Regions from separate parts of the Homo sapiens genome. Here region 1 is linked to region 2. Evidence: read pairs that join two places in POLR2A ChIA-PET (ENCODE). Cell type or tissue: Panc1. All regions are shown on one strand. Links, peaks and the distances in the headings refer to the core of each region. The heading gives the core; the rest is flanking DNA. Region 1 overlaps BICD1 (BICD cargo adaptor 1). Region 2 holds the start of LINC02422 (long intergenic non-protein coding RNA 2422).

Evidence for each region. ChIA-PET counts read pairs that join two places held together with the same protein. Peaks named below come from ENCODE experiments on the same cell type or tissue, not always from the same donor. Only the 100,000 strongest peaks of a DNase experiment are listed, where the experiment ranks them.
Region 1: POLR2A ChIA-PET joins it to region 2 with 12 read pairs; 2 of 35 experiments call an interaction of 5 or more read pairs at or near these places.

The regions. Positions count from the first base shown.
Region 1 is chr12:32,139,070-32,147,407 of GRCh38, forward strand. All of the region lies in intron 1 of BICD1 (BICD cargo adaptor 1), which reads left to right. Among named protein-coding and RNA genes, the nearest start is that of BICD1-AS1, 36 kb to the left of the region's middle. RefSeq lists enhancers at 877-926, 7,638-7,707. In Panc1, for the core only: no CTCF peak of the experiment used is centred there; no DNase peak of the experiment used is centred there; H3K4me3 peaks cover 2,075 bases; H3K27ac peaks cover 2,194 bases.
Region 2 is chr12:31,881,175-31,889,512 of GRCh38, forward strand. LINC02422 (long intergenic non-protein coding RNA 2422) reads right to left here and starts at 6,029. Exons shown (of 2, transcript NR_135029.1): 1 at 5,993-6,029. In Panc1, for the core only: no CTCF peak of the experiment used is centred there; no DNase peak of the experiment used is centred there.

The sequences.
Region 1 (8,338 bases), core at 123-8,122, 260 kb after region 2:
TTCATTTTGTTTAAACATTTTTTACAAGATAGAGTTTACTCAGTGCTGTTATTTAGCAGCTGTGTGTATGACTTCATAATTTAGGGGGCTGTCTGTTTTGTGTTCTAAGCCACGTGGCTGCTGTGGTGACTGCTTTAGAAACTTTCAGTTCCCTTTGCTGTGAAACAGGTTTCAGTGCATCGTCCCTGTGTATAAGGTCAGGTTTCTTACATGGACTCACTCTGTTTCTGTAAATTTGTCTGAGAATTTTCAAGGCAGTGCTTTCATGGCCTCTCCTCTAATTTTGTGTGTGTGTGTTTGTGTGTGTCTGTGTGTGATGATGAAAAAGTCAAAAGCCCTAAAATTAAATCAGAGTTTAATCCATGTCCCTAAACTAGATAAGCTGCTTTAGACCTTTTCCTTATCCCTTACACGTCGCTCAGTAAATACTTGCTGATTGACTTTCAAATTCAGATTACTTTTACGCTAGCATACGGTGGGCACAAAGGGTTTTTTTGTTTATTTGTTTGTTTGAGACGGAGTCTCGCTCTGTCGCCAGGCTGGAGCGCAGTGGTGCAATCTCGGCTCACTGCAACCTCCTCTTCCTGGGTTCGAGCGATTCCTCGTGCCTTAGCCTCCCAAGTAGCTGGGACTACAGACAAGCGCCACCACGCCCAGCTGATTTTTGTATTTTTAGTAAAGACGGGGTTTCACCATGTTGGCCAGGATGCTCAAACCCCTGACCTCGCGATCCGCCCGCCTCGGCCTCCCAAAGCGCTGAGATTACAGGCGTGAGCCACCGCTCCTGGCCTGGGCACAGAGTTAAAAAAAAAATACTGGTAACAGAAAACTTGTTGGCGTGTTTCAGTTTTCAGAGTCTTCTATAAGGTCTTATACCAGCCGAGAAGCAGCAGAACCATCTGTCCGTGTACCGAGGACGGATCTCAGCAGCTCTCTGTTCAGTGGCTCCTGCCTTTGTAGTGGATTCCCTTGCTGTGCTGTAATTAAGTCAGCCGGCAGGAGTTCCTGTTTTGAGGGGGCCTCTCCCGGCTGGAGAAGTACCACTGCCTTTGTGTTACCTGCCATGTTATTGTGGAGTGGATAATTTTTTTTTCCTGCATGGGTCTTGGTTTAACAGCAGGATCCTCTGGGCTTCTTCCAAGAAGCACCACATTTCCCTGAAAATAAATGGCAGATGAATTATTTCTTGAGATTATGAAAATCTGTTAGATGAAAGCTTGCCTTTTTCTCATGTTCAAAACAATGCTAAATGCTTATAATTATACTCCCAATGAATTACTTCTTTCACTGGCTTCCTTTGCTCTGGCAAAGGTGGATTTTTTTTCCATGGCAGAGAAATTTTATAAAAAATGTAATATTTTAGAAAATGCCTAAATGTCAAGAATACAACATCTTGTTTGTTGTTGTTGTTGTTGTTTTGTTTGTTTTTTGATACGGAGTCTCGCTCTGTCGCCCAGGCTGGAGTGCAGTGGCGCAATCTCAGCTCAATGCAACCCCGCCTCCCGGGTTCAAGCAATTCGCTGCCTCAGCCTCCCGAGTAGCCTCCATTGAAGGAAGTGCCATAGTGTGGGAGGATCTTTTTATTTTCTACGCGCACCGTATTTGATTCTGTGTTTACAGGAACTGTGTCTGTAGACAAAAAGCAAAATGTTGGGGTTTAGTTTCTTCAGGTGAATAAAATGTTACTTGCATCTCCTCATTGTCACAGTGTTCGTATTACATACTTCGTGTGTGTAGTTTTGGCATTTAAGGAAACAGAGCTAAAAAAAAAACAAAGGACAATAACTGCATCAACAACATGTTATACACCAGAGGAAATGCGGCGACTTAGGTTCTGTGATGGGAAACCCGGATTTTTTTGTTGTACTTGAAATCTTCCGTAGAACGTACGTGTTTGCATGACCCAGAAAGGAAAACACATTGGAGGACTTTGTACTAGTTCCATTCTAATTCTGTAAAATTCTCACAAATTCAGGCATCTGTTAACCCTTCGAGGGCATATAAGTTCAGAGCCATGTTTTCTGTTTTGTGTCTTTCCCTTTGGCGGAGTGGTTACCTTTTCTGAGCCCTTGGCTTGCTTTCTGTGAACATAAGGCGCTCCATCTGCCGCTTTAAAGTGAAGATTTATAATTCAAACAAGACAGCGTTTCGATGTTGCACTCCTGTCTTATTAGATATCAACTTAAAGTTAAGAAAATGGAATTATTCAAGGCCTTGTTATCTAGTTTATAGCTTATTCAGAATTTATATTTCTGATTTTTTTTTGTCCTGATGACTGCCTGTGACTAATTTGTGTTTTTGTTATTAAGCTAAGATTGTATGAAAAATATGGCAAAAACAAAATTCTATATTTCTAATGCCCCATGAGAAATCTGATTTAGAGGCCCTTCCTTTGGACACACTTTTTGTTTTGTTTTGTTTTTGAGCGGAGTCTTGCTCTGTCGCCCAGGCTGGAGTGCAGTGGTGCAATCTCGGCTCACTGCACCCTCCACCTCCTGGGTTCAAGCGATTCTCCTGCCTCAGCCTCCCGAGTAGCTCGGAGTACAGGCGCCCGCCACTACGCCCAGCTAATTTTTCTATTTTTAGTAGAGGTGGGGTTTCACCATGTTGGCCAGGCTGGTCTCAAACCCCTAACCTTAAATGATCCATCCGCCTCAGCCTCCCAAAGTGCTGGGATTACAGGCGTGAGCCACCGCGCCTGGCCTGGACACCCATTTTGAATAGCACTTACCACAGATTCCCGAAGCCAGTGGTTTTCTAGCCTTTTTATTCGCCGTTCGTTGTAAGCTTCTTGAGTCTTGGTGATTCTTGTTTCATTTGTTTTTGTTTCTCCCCAGAGCCTAGCACATAGTAGGTGACGAACAAATGTTCATCGAATGTATGGGCTCAACCATAGTCTATTTTTTTCAAAAAGGTATAAATCTTATCAATGTTTTACATTTTGCTGAACAAAACAGGAGAGAGCGGATTCTTTTCAAATAGGAAAAATTAGGGAGGGAAAAGAGGGATTGACTGAAACTCTATTGAAGTATGTCAACATAAAAGTTTATTGACAGCCTGGCGTGATGGCTCAGGCCTGTAATCCCAGCACTTTAGGAGGCCAAGGTGGGCGGGTCACTAGAGGTCAGGAGTTCGAGACCAGCCTGGCCAACATGGTGAAACCCCGTCTCTATTAAAAATACAAAAATTAGCCAGGTGTGGTGGCAGGCGCCTGTACTCTGAGCTACTGGGGAGGCTGAGACAGGAGAATCGCTTGAACCTGGGAGGCAGAGGTTGCAGTGAGCTGAGATCGTGTCACCACACTTCCAGCCTGGGCAAAAGAGTGAGACTCTGTCTAAAAAAAAAAAAAAAAAAAAAAAAAACAAAAAACCCCACCTATCTATCCTATCTATCTATCTATCTATCTATCTATCTATCTATTGGTCTATCTATCTAGATAAAAATAGCAGTCAACTAATTTTTCAAATTAAAAATGCTTTATTGTTATTTATAGCATGATTGTTTTTCTATAAAAAAGGCATATTACAACAGCCTTCGCTTCACATCTGACTCTTGCAGCATTCTTATAAAGAGATCTCACACCATATTTGAGGGCTTCATTAGTTTTCTAAGCCTTAAAAAAATTTCATCATTAAGATTATTCTCTCATGAAGCACCCAAAATATAGACAGCTTTTCTTATTTTCTTTTCTTCAATTGTTGACAGTCTAATGCTGCCAGATCTTTATCTGTCAGGGACTTTTGATGTTGTTGGAGCCATCTCTTGTGGACTTTATGAAATCTTGCATGCAGCACAATTTGAAACTTCATTGTGCATTCAATTTGCATTGCCTTTGCTGTGTTCACAGTGGCACTCCATGAGGCTTAACTATGGAGATCCTGGTGCTACAAGCCGTTAAATAGTTCTCTCTTCTCAACCTATTCCCCTATCCTGCTTTTCTTTTCTTCATAGCACTTATTACCTCCTGATTATATTTTTTGTTTGCCTTTTGTCTATCACCTGTCATTCTTTTACCAGACCATCTAGTCTCATATGTCTATATAACCTTTCTGAAAAACATCCTGTGGGAAATATACCATATATACAGAAAAAGTGCACAAACATGAATATACAGTTTAACAAATAATATAAACCTGCTATTCATGTAGCCACCACCCAGATGAAGGAAATAGAATATCATAAGCACCGCACAATCTCCATTTGTGCCCTTCTCCATCGTAGCTTTCTCTGTCCCAGACAACCATTGTCCACAACTTGTTGTAATAATTTACTTAATTTTCTTTTATAGTTTTATCACACATAATTTAGTTTTTGTCTGCTTTTTGAACTTTACATGAATGGAATAATATTGCATATATTATTTAATGCTTTTTCTTTCATTTAACATTTTTTTTTGTGTGTGTGTGAGATTCTCCAGGTTGTTGTACACAGTGCTAGTTATTTCATTTTGTTATGGTATAGTATCCCATTGTATGATTGTACCACAGTTTATCCATTTTTTAGTTGATGGGTTTTGACTTGCTTTCATTGTTTGGGCTATTATGAATAGTGCTGCTCTGCACCTGTTGTACATATAGCCTGGTGAACATGTTTGCGAATTTCTATGAGCGTGATCACGGTGGTGTAGAATTGCCAATCTTCAACCTGCCTGTATTTTCCAAAGCGATCATACCAATTTATTTACCTTCCAGCAGTGTATGAGAATTCTCTATTCTCACCATCATTGGATATTGTCAGATTTTAACATTTGGCTCAACTGATGGGTGTATAATGGTATCCTATGGTACTTATAATTTGCATTATCCCTAGTTACTAATAAGCTTGAGCAATTTTTCATATTTTTATTTCGATTTCCTAATTTATGAAATGCCTGTTTAAGTCTTCAGCCATTTCAAATGTTACCTGTCTTTTCAAAATGATCTATAGGAGTTCTTTGTATAATATATATTCTGGCCCCTAGTCCTTTATTCTTTGTATGTGTTGCAAATATCTTCATCTCTGCAGTTTACTCTTTTTGTGGTGTCCTTTGATAAAATTCTCAATTTGGTGAATGTAATTGAATTTATTAATTTTTCTCTTTGTTATGTATTTTTGTGTCTTTAAGAAATTTTTCCCTATGTAGGGAAGAAGGACAAAAATTGTCTTTCATAATTAGTTCTTTAACCCTTCATAACTTTGAGTATATAAATTATTGTGACCATCTTTGAATCTACAGTAGTTGAATTGCATATATAGAGGCTTGAGTTCTTAAATTATTCTTTCCAGGGTGAATATTAGCATATCACAATAGGACAGTAGGGACAGTGGCTTTTTCGCTAATGAAATCTAAGATTTTTCCTTTTCTGCTCATGAAAAATGTTTCTGCTTAAATTGTAATGAGTGTACAAGAGGCATAAATCCACAGTGGGTACAAATGTCAAAGATTATGGTTTAAACCAGCAAAATATGTCTTCTTAGATATACGAAACATTTTGTCAAATAGCCCCTGGCATCATCTGGGCTAAATGAAGAATCACCAGGACATGTGATACAGTGAAACTATTCCACTTATAGTAACAGCACTTAGTAATTGCTTTCATTAATCCAGGCAGGTTAATATTCTATCTACTTGCATAACAATGTCAAAAAATCTATTATCTACTGAAACCTTTTATATAGCAAGTTAAGCTCCTATTTCTTTCATAAAGATTGAGATTCAAATATTAATCCAAACTACTCAGAATCACTTTCTCTTCCTCACTTTTCTGATACCCCCACTGGAGAGTGACTGATCAGTGCATTATCTGTCACCTCAGAGCTCAGAGTGCCCCTCTTTTCTATTCAAATACAAAGCCATTCATTTACTTTGATGGACAAATAGCCGTGGCATTAGTATGGGTAGGGGCAAGTGCTGTTGTCTCTTATCTAGGAAGGAGTTGGTTCTTTTCTGATGGTTGAATAATATACTTAGGTATAGAAAGAGACCTGAGTGTCTTGAAAGCAACATTCTTTCATTTTTGTCAATGTTTTAATCAGCACCCCTGTGCATATATTATCTTTGCATATTTCAGCACTTTGTATTAGACTTCTACATGTTGTGGTCTTTGCTTCTGATAAGGGACAGAATAAATAGGAAGAAAGAATAAAAAAGCCATAATGTTAAGTACATCCATTCCATGCCCATAGCCATACATCACAGAAGTCACAGGGAAGGCTCTGTGACACGAGATAATGATGTGGATGTGACAGAACATGGTAGAGGAAAAGGCCACAGACAGGTGCAGAGTAGGAAGAATGAAAGAATTCATTGTGGCTGTCAAAATCCTATGTTTGTGTTCCCAAATCCTATTTCTTTTTTCTTTTGACTTGTGATGTATTGACTGTCAATTAGTTATCAGGTACTATGTTCAGCCCAGTTATTGCACAAGAGATCCTGAAAATCTTTAAGTAGCTCCTGGACTTGGAAGAGGGAAGGAAGGAGGAGACACTAAAATAATTACAATATGTTACTATTATACATGACAATATGCAGAATGCATTTGGAACATAGCCAATAACTTTACACAGAGATAGCAGTTTTTGAGCTGAATTTTAGAGGACCAAGTTGATAGAATTTGATGATCAGATGAGGGGTTAGGGAGAGGAAGTCTTTCAGTTTATTTTAAGGCTGGAGTGAATATTATTTTTGTAAATGCAGGATTTTAAGGAAAAGGACAAAATGCCAGAAGACAGCAGATTTCTATTTTCTGTATATTTGTACATCATGACAATACATTTATAGATACACTAATTCTTGTACATAAATAATTCATATAATGTTTGTCTTTATCAGTCTGAATTGTCAGCTTTGGTCATAGGGAATTGGAACCAAGTGTTTACTGAGCATCTACTATATGTGAGGCACTATATTAGGTGCTGGGCATGCAGTGATGAGCAAAACAGGGATGGGTCCAGCTCTTATAGAACTTAGAGTTGAGTGGGAAAAACAGAATTAATCAAATTTCCATATTTATAATTAGAAATGACATATACATATGAACAAAGGCTCTCTCAGAACCCAATTATTCTTCCCTTTCACTCTTCTTCCTAATCATACTACCAGCGTTAAGTTGACAGTTATTTATCAGGCATATTTAGCAGCCAGCCTTACAGTTTTCTCTTGCACACTGTTAACAATTACTGTCACATGGTCACTGTTACATGTTAGCCAATAGTGCCTCACATTCACTGTGGCTTCCAAAGCTTGGGCTTGGGGAAGCAGGTGGATGGTGATATCATGAGCTCAGATAGAGATCATGGGAGAAGAGATTTGAGATGTTTTAAAAAAGTGTTTTGAGCAGATGAAGTTAAAGAGTTAAAGGGAACTATGGTCAAGTGGAGGTGCTGGTAGGCAGGTGGAAATATACTTCTGAATCTCAGGATGACTAATGAAAAGCAAGAAAATGAACAACAAGGGACTATTAATGTGTGTTATGCTGTGCTTATGCATTTTGTCTGGTTTCAAATCATTGTATTTAAGTAGTTCTTAAAGTCACAGGAGTGAATGAGATTAAGTAGAGGAAGAAGGAAAAGAGGTACAGATGGAGACCTAGGGAGTGCCAGGCCTCAGAGCAGACAGAGGAAGGGCACGCAGTGACAGAGCCCACGAAGTGTGGCCAGAGAGCAGTGATGAGGAGGATTACCGAGTGGCTCATGGAAACCAGCGTGGAAGCTTTCTTATTTCTTCTTCTCCTTCTGCTTCTCTTTCTCCCTTCCTCCTTTCCTCCCTCCCTCCCTCCCTCCCTCCCTTCCTTCCTTCCTTCTCCTCCTCCTTCTCCTTCCTCTTCTTCTTCCTCCTCCTCCTCTTCTTCTTCTTTCTCTTCTTCTTCCTTCTTCCTCCTTCCTCCTCCTTCTTCTTCCTTTTTCTTTTTTGAGACAGTCTTGCTCTGTCACCCAGGCTGGAATGTAGTGGTATGATCATAGCTCACTGCAGCCTCGACCTCCCCAGGCTTAGGTGATCCTCTCACCTTAGCCTCCCGAGGAGCTAAGACCATAGGTGTGAGCCACCATGCCCAGCTAATGTTTTAATTTTTGTAGACATGGGACCTCCCTATGTTGCCCAGGCTAATCTTGAACTCAAGTGATCCTCCTGCCTCAGCTTCCCAAAGTGCTGGGATTACATATATGAGCCACTGTGCCCGGCTGTGGGAAGCTTTCAAGAACAAGAGAGACCAATGTTGCCAGACAGGCCAAGTAATATTAGGACTGGAAAGCAGCTAGATTGAGAGACTCACAGGAACAAGAACAGAGAATTCTGAATTCTAAAATCCACAACGCTCATTTCACTGAAAGGTCGTTCAGGTGGCGGTGGTGGATTTTT
Region 2 (8,338 bases), core at 301-8,300:
AATGACAATTAAAATTATTTTTAAGTTAATTGTTTTTGTTTTTGTTTGAGACTGAGTCTCACTCTATCGCCCAGGCTGGAGTGCAGTGGCACGATCTCGGCTCACTGTAACCTCTGCCTCCTGGGTTCAAGCAATTCTCCTGCCTCAGCCTCCCGAGTAGCTGGGATTACAAGCGAGTGCCACCATGCCTGGCTAATTTTTATATTTTTAGTAGAGGCCGGGTTTCACCGTGTTGGCCAGGCTGGTCTTGAACCTCTGACCTTAGGTGATCCACCCACCTCGGCCTCCCAAAGTTCTGGGATTACAGGCATGCACCACCGTGCCCGGCCTGCTAATTGGTTTTTTAACTAAAGAAATAATTTATGGAGAATCAAACATAAAAAGGTATAAGACAAAAAGAAAAAGTCAAATGGTGTCAAAGAATGGTGTCCCAGACTCCCAAGCAGGAATCCTTGCAGAAATTTTCCATGTTTATACAATAACCACCATAAACATTGAACATTTACTACGTGTCAAGTACTCTCCTAAACACTTTATATGCATTAATTCAGCAGAAAGCAAATTTTTTATGTTAAAGTTACATAGCAAATATTTTAGGCTTTGTAGAGCACTTGGTCTCCGTTGCAACTAATCAACACTTTGTTGTAGTAAGAAAGCAGCTATAGGGAGTATGTAAACTAACGGATGCAGCTATGTTCCAATAAAACTTTATTTAAAAAAACAAGCTATAGCGCCAGGCGCAGTGGCTCACGCCAGTAATCCTAGCACTTTGGGAGGCCAAGGCAGGCAGATCACGAGGTCAGGAGATCGAGACCATCCTGGCCAACATGGTGAAATCCCATCTCTACTAAAAATACAAAAATTAACTGGGCATGGTGGTGCGTGCCTGAAGTCCCAGCTACTTGGGAGGCTGAGACAGGAAAATCACTTGAACCCAGGAGGCGGAGGTTACAGTGAGCTGACATTGGGCCACTGCACTCCAGCCTGGTGACAGAGCGAGACCCCATCTCAAAAAAAAGCAAACAAGCAACAGCCAGATTTGGCCTATGGCTATTAGTTTGCTAACTCCTGAATTATACTCATGTAATAGTCAAAAAAACCTTATGAGGATTATTATCATAACACCATTTTACAGATAAGGAACCAGGGATAGATACAAAAACAGAGAACTCAAGTAAATTGCCCAACAAGTTATCAAGTAGTGAAACTGAGATGTAATCCCAGGCTGTCTAGCTCCAGAGTGTTTTTTAGACACTATTTTTTAAAGCACACATGTATGCATGTATGTCTTTAAAATTTTTATTTTATTTATTTATTTTTTGAGATAGGGTCTCACTCTGTTGCCCCAGCTGGAGTACAGTGGCATGAACACAGCACACTGCAACCTCGACCTCCCAGACTCAAGCGATCCTCCTCTCTCAGCCTCCTAAGCAGCTAAGACCACAAACATGCACCACCATGCCTTGCTAATTTTTTAAATTTTGTAGAGCCAGGTCTTGACCTGTTGCCCAGGCTGGTCTTGAACTCCTGGTGAGAGCTGAAGCCAGCTGGACTTCCTGGGTTGAGTGGGGCCTTGGAGAACTTTTCTGTCTAGCTAGGGGATTGTAAACGCACCAATCAGCGCTCTGTGTCTAGCTAAAGGATTGTAAATGCACCAATCAGCACTCTGTAAAAACATACCAATCAGTACTCTGTGTCTAGCTAACGGATTGTAAATGCACCAATCAGCACTCTGTAAAAATGTACCAATCAGCGCTCTGTGTCTAGCTAAAGGATTGTAAACGCACCAATCAGCACTCGGTAAAATGGACCAATCAGTGCTCTGTAAAATGGACCAATCAGCAGGATGTGGGTGGGGCCAAATAAGGGAATAAAAGCTGGCCACCCCCCCAGCCAGCAGTGGCAACCCACTCAGGTCACCTTCCATGCTGTGGAAGCTTTTTTCTTTTGCTCTTTACAATAAATCTTGCTGCTGCTGACTCTTTGGGTCTGCACCACCTTTAAGAGCTGTAACACCATGAAGGTTGGCAGCTTCATTCTTGAAGTCAGCAAGACCATGAACTCACTGGAAGGTAGAAACTCTGGACATATCTGAAGGAACAAACTCCTGACACACCATCTTTAAGAGCTGTAACACTCACCACGAAGGTCTGCAGCTTCATTCTTGAACTCAGTGAGACCAAGAACCCACCAGAAGGAACCAATTCTGGACATGCTGGCATCAAGTCATCTGCTCACCTTGGCCTCCCAAAGTGCTGGGATTAGAGATGTGAGCCACTGCGCCTGGCTGTGCTGTTTTGTTTTGTTTGTTGTTGTTTTTTAATTTGAGATGGCGTCTCGCTCTGTCACCCAGGCTGTAGTACAGTGGCGCAATCTCAGCTCCCTGCAACCTCTGCCTCCTGGGTTGAAGCGATTCTCCTGCCTCGGCCTCCCGAGTAGCTGGGACTACAGGCTCATGCCACCATGCCCAGCTAATTTTTTGTATTTTTAGTAGAGACAGGGTTTCACCATGTTAGCCCGGATGGTCTCAAATCTCCTCACCTCCTTACCTCAAGATCTGCCCACCTCAGCCTCCCAAAGTGCTGGGATTACAGGCGTGAGCCACCACGCCCGGCCTATGTGTATTTTTTTTTTTTTAACTCATACTGTACATGCTGTTTGGCATCTTGCTTTTCTCACTTAACAATATCTTGCCTATCTTTCCACGTATATAAATCTACCTCGTTCCTTTAATTTGCTGTATAGTATTCCATTGTATGAATCACCAATCAATAAATACCTAGATTGTTTCTGTGCATTTTCCCTTAAAAGCAATGCTTCACTGAGTATCCTTGTGCTGAGGTATTTGCCTGCAGACGCTCACACAGCTAAGAATGAAGGAAAAATTATTATAAATAAAATGGTTGGACCAGGTGAGGTGGCTCACACCTATAATCCCCACACTTTGGGAAGCTGAAACGGGAGGATCACTTGTGGCTAGAAGTTCGAGGCCAGCCTAGGCAGCAAAGTGAGACCTCATCTGTACAAAAAATAAAATTAGGCCGGGCGCAGTGGCTCACGCCTGCAATCCCAGCATTTTGGGAGGCCGAGGTGGGCGGATCATGAGATCAGGAGATCGAGACCGTCCTGGCTAACACAGTGAAACCCCATCTCTACTAAAAACAATACACAAAAATTAGCCGGGCGTGGTGGCGGGCGCCTGTAGTCCCAGCTACTTGGGAGGCTGAGGCAGGAGAATGGTGTGAACCTGGGAGTCGGAGCTTGCAGTAAGCCGAGATCACGCCACTGCACTCCAGTCTGGGTGACAGAGCGAGACTCCGTCTCACAAAAAAAAAACAAAAAAAAAACCCAAAATACAAAATTAGCCGAGTGTGGTGGCACAGGCCTGTAATCCCAACTACTCAGGAGGCTGAGGCAGGAGAATCGTTTGAACCCAGTAGGTGGTGGTTGTGGTGAGCCAAGATGGCGCCATTACACTCCAGCCTGGGCAACAAGAATGAAACAGTGTCCCCCACTCAAAAAAAAAAAAAAAAGATCAGCAACAAGATAAAACCACCAAGGGCTAGAGGGACAAATTGAGGAGCCGGTGTGACCAGAGGCTAGAAGCTGGGTGGGAAGGGCTGTCCTGCCTGGTGGGAGCTGGGTCATATATGAGACAGATGCAGCCGCTGCTGGGAAGACCCCCAGATGCAGAAAGGGGAAAGAAATATGCTGGCTCTCCCATTCAATTATTCACCCTTCAGTCTCCTGCCAGCACTTTCCATTGGCTGATTCTAAATAAAAGCCAGTTAGCAAAGGGGCTTAGGAACTGTAGTTTGCAGGGCTCAGCCTCTGTGGGACAGAGCAGAGCAGAAGGGTAGGGAATGGGTTGGAAAGCAAACAGGAAATGACTGATGTAAAGAATATTGTGTTTTACATTTTGAAATACTATGCAGCCATAAAAAAGAATGAGTTCAATGTCCTTTGCAGGGACATGGATGAAGCTGGAAACCATCATTCTCAGCGAACTAACACAGGAACGGAAAACTAAACACCGCATATTCTCACTCATAAGTGGGAGTTGAACAATGAGAACACAAGAACACAGGGAGGGGAACATCACACCCTGGAGCCTGTCAGGGGGTGGGGGGCAAGGGGAAGGAGAGCATTAGGACAAATACCTAATGCATGCGGGGCTTAAAACCTAGATGACGGGTTGTTGGGTGCAGCAAACCACCATGGCACATGTATACCTATGTAACAAACCTGCACGTTCAGCACATGTATCCCAGAACTTAAAGTATAAAAAAAAAAAATGCCAAATTGCCCACCAATGCAGCTACAAAGATTTATAGTTCCAAGTATGTCTATTTTCCAGCAAATTCCCCAGCACCATGGAGATTTATCCATCTAAGTTAAAATGGTTTTCTGCTATTTTAATTTGCATTTCCTTAATTATGAATGCAGTTGAACATCTTCTCATTTGTTTATATGCCATATTTATTTTGTTTAGTATTTAATGCATGCTATTTAATATTTATTTTTATTTTAACAGTAGGTTTATATCTTTTGCCAATTTTCTTTTTAAAAAAACTTTTTTCCCAAATTCAAACGAGTGTCAGTAGAATGCCAATTTTCCTATTAAGTTGTTGGACTTATTACTTGTAAGAAATATATGTGCCAATCTTAAGTGTTGCAAATATTTTTCCCCAGAATGCTCTTTGCTTTTTAACATTTTAGTCACATGTTTTACTATGCTGTTTTTAATTTTTATGTAGCCAAACATAAATCTTTTTCTTCTTCTATATCCTCTGGATTAAAGATTTTGTCTTTTGCTTAAAAAGGCCTTTTCCTCAAGATTATACAAATATTGGAATGGAGGAATATTTTTAAATTTTCTTCTGTGTTTTCTCTGCTCTAGACAAAGACTAGCCCTTTGGGTCTCTTTATTCTCCCAGGTTAAAAGCTGTTTGGTTTGAGAATATTCTCTTGTACATCCTGCATTCTGTCCTCATTAATCTCCAAAGGAATTTCTTAATTAACGAGAGAAACCCTTTTTCTCTCATCTGAGATATACAATGTAGTTAGCTTGGAAACTCTGACAAGCCTCCTTTTCTATCTCTGAGCATCTCCTCTGCCTTGTCAACTCTTGTACGCTATCAACTAGTCTAAGTTTCTATTCCAGGATGTGGATTGTAATGAAGAAGGCCTTGAATTAAAAGGGACTTGGAGACAATATTGAAATATGACTAGAGGCTCAGTTCTCCAATATATGCAAAAGTTTTCTTCTCTGCAGTAGAGATGGTGCCTACAATGATTTCACAATTCTAGCCGGTACTATGAGGTTCATAAAAACATGGTCCACAAATTCAGGAACCATGTGTGTTTGTGTTTAACTGCTGTATTCCTGGCATTTTGCATGGTACATGGTATGGCAATGATCCTCAAAAAATATTTACTGATTTGAAGATTCTTTAAGTCAGAATGATTTGTATCTTCTCCAGCATATCTGGATCCTAAGGGGTGATGCCAACAAGAGTCCTGGAGAAAAGTGTTTCTGTTATAACGTGGCATGGTTAGGGCCTGAAGTATACATTTGCTTATATTTGCTGTATACCTTTGTGCTTTGCTCTCTTAATGATCCCCCAAAAGCTCCTTTCCCGCCTTCCCCAGGCCACAATGTTGCAGAAAAAAAGTTCAAGAATTGCTAACTTGACTGTGACTTGAAATGATTAAAATGCATGCTTAGAAACCAGTTTCTTAAACCAGTTTCTTAATTCACAAAGACTAGATAAAATCACAGCTGGGAATAGGAAGGAGATAGAAGAACAAGCAGCTTGATTGCAGGGGAAAGTGAAAGGAAATAGAGACTTAAAGGAAGAAGAAAGGAGAAAAAGATCTTCCATCATGAAGGCTGAATGATAGGGGAAATTTTTCACACACCCCTATAAACAAACACAGAATCTGAGGACAATCCACATCCCACCTTTGTAGACATTTAAAGTCACCCTACCTTGATGAGGAGGAACTCAGATGCCTTGAGTTGAAAATGGCCCAACTGTCTGATAGAACTGGTATTTGTGGTTTCTTTTGAATAAAAGAAAGAAACTGAAAGAAAACTGACCCTCCCAGTCTTAAAACTTGAGAAAGTTACATTTGTCTTAATCTGAGTTCCTTCCTCATGAAGCCAACCATCAGGCCTCCCAGATATTATCAAGGAACTGAAACTTACCAGATCACTGCATCTGGACAATGAGGAGCCAGACCCCTCACCCATCATGATTGCCTAAGCAACCACCTGCTTCTTGTTGACCAACTCCTCCCCTTTACCCCTCCCTAATTCTTGTTTTCCCAAAAATGGTTACATTTCTTTTCTGTTATACAAACCCTTAATTTTAATCAGTCAGGGAGATGGATTTGGGACTGATCTAGAACTCATCTCCCATCTCCTCAGCTGCAGCACCCAACTAAAGCCTTCTTCCCTGGCAATACCCATTGTCTCAGTGATCAAGCAGCAGTACCTAGACAGAACCCCTGGCATTTCGGTAACAGGGCGAATAAATGGATGTGCAAGGAAAACCTCTTCATCTTAAATAAAGGGCAGATGAACACTAAGCCTTAGGATGGTGCCAATGAACACATGTTGGGTTGTTTCCACTTTTTGACTATTATGAATAATGCTGTTATGAACATTGTATACAAGTAGAGGAAGGAGTCTAAAGGCCCAGGGAAACAAGAATGATGCATGAATCTGTTATGAACAGCCTGCCCTGCCACTCTGAAAGACAGTCATCCCTGGAAGAGCCTGGAGGACGTCCCCTATACCCAGGCATTACAGATGCAACAGTAAGGAGACTTGAGCATTCTTATAAAACTGTGTTGCAGCTGTTCTTTGCCAGCAGGAGATGGTGGCAAAGGATGTTGCCATGGAATTGAATTTCCTGATCTCAGCTGGAATAAAGGATCCAGGAGTGGTAGAGGCCAGTTGCAATCCTTAGCTTGCAGTGACAAGGTGTCTTAGTCAGTTTGGGTTTAGTCAGTCAGAATACCATAGATGGGTACTTAAACAACGAACATTTATTGCTCAAGTTCTGGAGACTGGAAGTCCTGAGATTAGGGTGCCAGCATGGCTGGTTTGCAGTAAAGGCTTGCCTCCTGGTTCACAGATGGCTGTCTTCTCACATGGCAAAGAGAGTGAGAGCTCTTCTCTTTCTCTTCTCTAAGGACACTAATCCTATAGCAGGAGCTCCACCCTCATGAGCTCATCTATACCTAATTATTTCCCAAAGACCCCACTTCCTAATACCATCCCATTGGCGGTTAGGGTTTCAACTTACGGATTTTGGGGGAACACAAATTGCATAACACAAGGTGAGTACAATTACCAGAGTAACCCACAGGGATGAAGTGTGTACGATCACAGGGTATGAACTTTCGGGATATGTAACATCGTGTAATCAGTCATAAGACTGTAGGAATTAAATACAAGGGCAGCCCAAAGTACTTCTTCACATATCCAGGCAATGATTCTAGGTCTAGTGGGCAGAAACCTAGTTTAAGTCACTGTAGTGGGAATTCACACACTCTTAGCCAGTTTCTCAAACTAAGCTAGTTCAGACTTGGAGCCCGAAAGCACACTGCAATGTGACCACAGGTGTGTTTTGTGGATCTTCAGTAAAACATTCCCCAGAAATAAGTAGGGCCATTTCCCAGTGTGACTATAAACTGGAGACAGGTAAATATTTTTTTTGGTGGAGGGGGGGGCTAATTGATTTTGGCTCTGAACTGATGCTAATCCATGGAGACACAAAATAAAGTAAGATGAAATGAAACAAACGCAACAACAACAAATCCAGCATAGTCCACCACTCAGAGTAGAAGTTTACAGAACCCAGGTGATAGATGGAACCTTGACCAGAGTCAGTTTCCCAGTGTGTCCAATGGCGTGATGGAGCCATTCAGTGGTTACTTCTCTAGTCTCAGAATGAACGGTGGGAAAAGGTATATTTAGCAACTGTTCTTTGATTGATGAAGCGAGGGAGGGCTATTATATTAAGAACATTCAAGTGAAAGCCTCTGAAAATCCTCAGATCACCAAAATAGTGTTCCCAAAGTAACTCTGCAATCTGGGGGAAATTCAGTGGCGACAGTTGTGCAACGGTGAGTGTACGTAATGCCACCGAATGTTACACTTAAAAACGGTTAAAAAAGGCCGGGCACGGTGGCTCACGCCTGTAATCCCAGCACTTTGGGAGGCTGAGGCGGGCGGATCACGAGGTCAGGAGATCGAGACCTTCCTGGCTAACACAGTGAAACCCCGTCTCTATTAAAAATACAAAAAATTGGCTGGGCGCGGTGG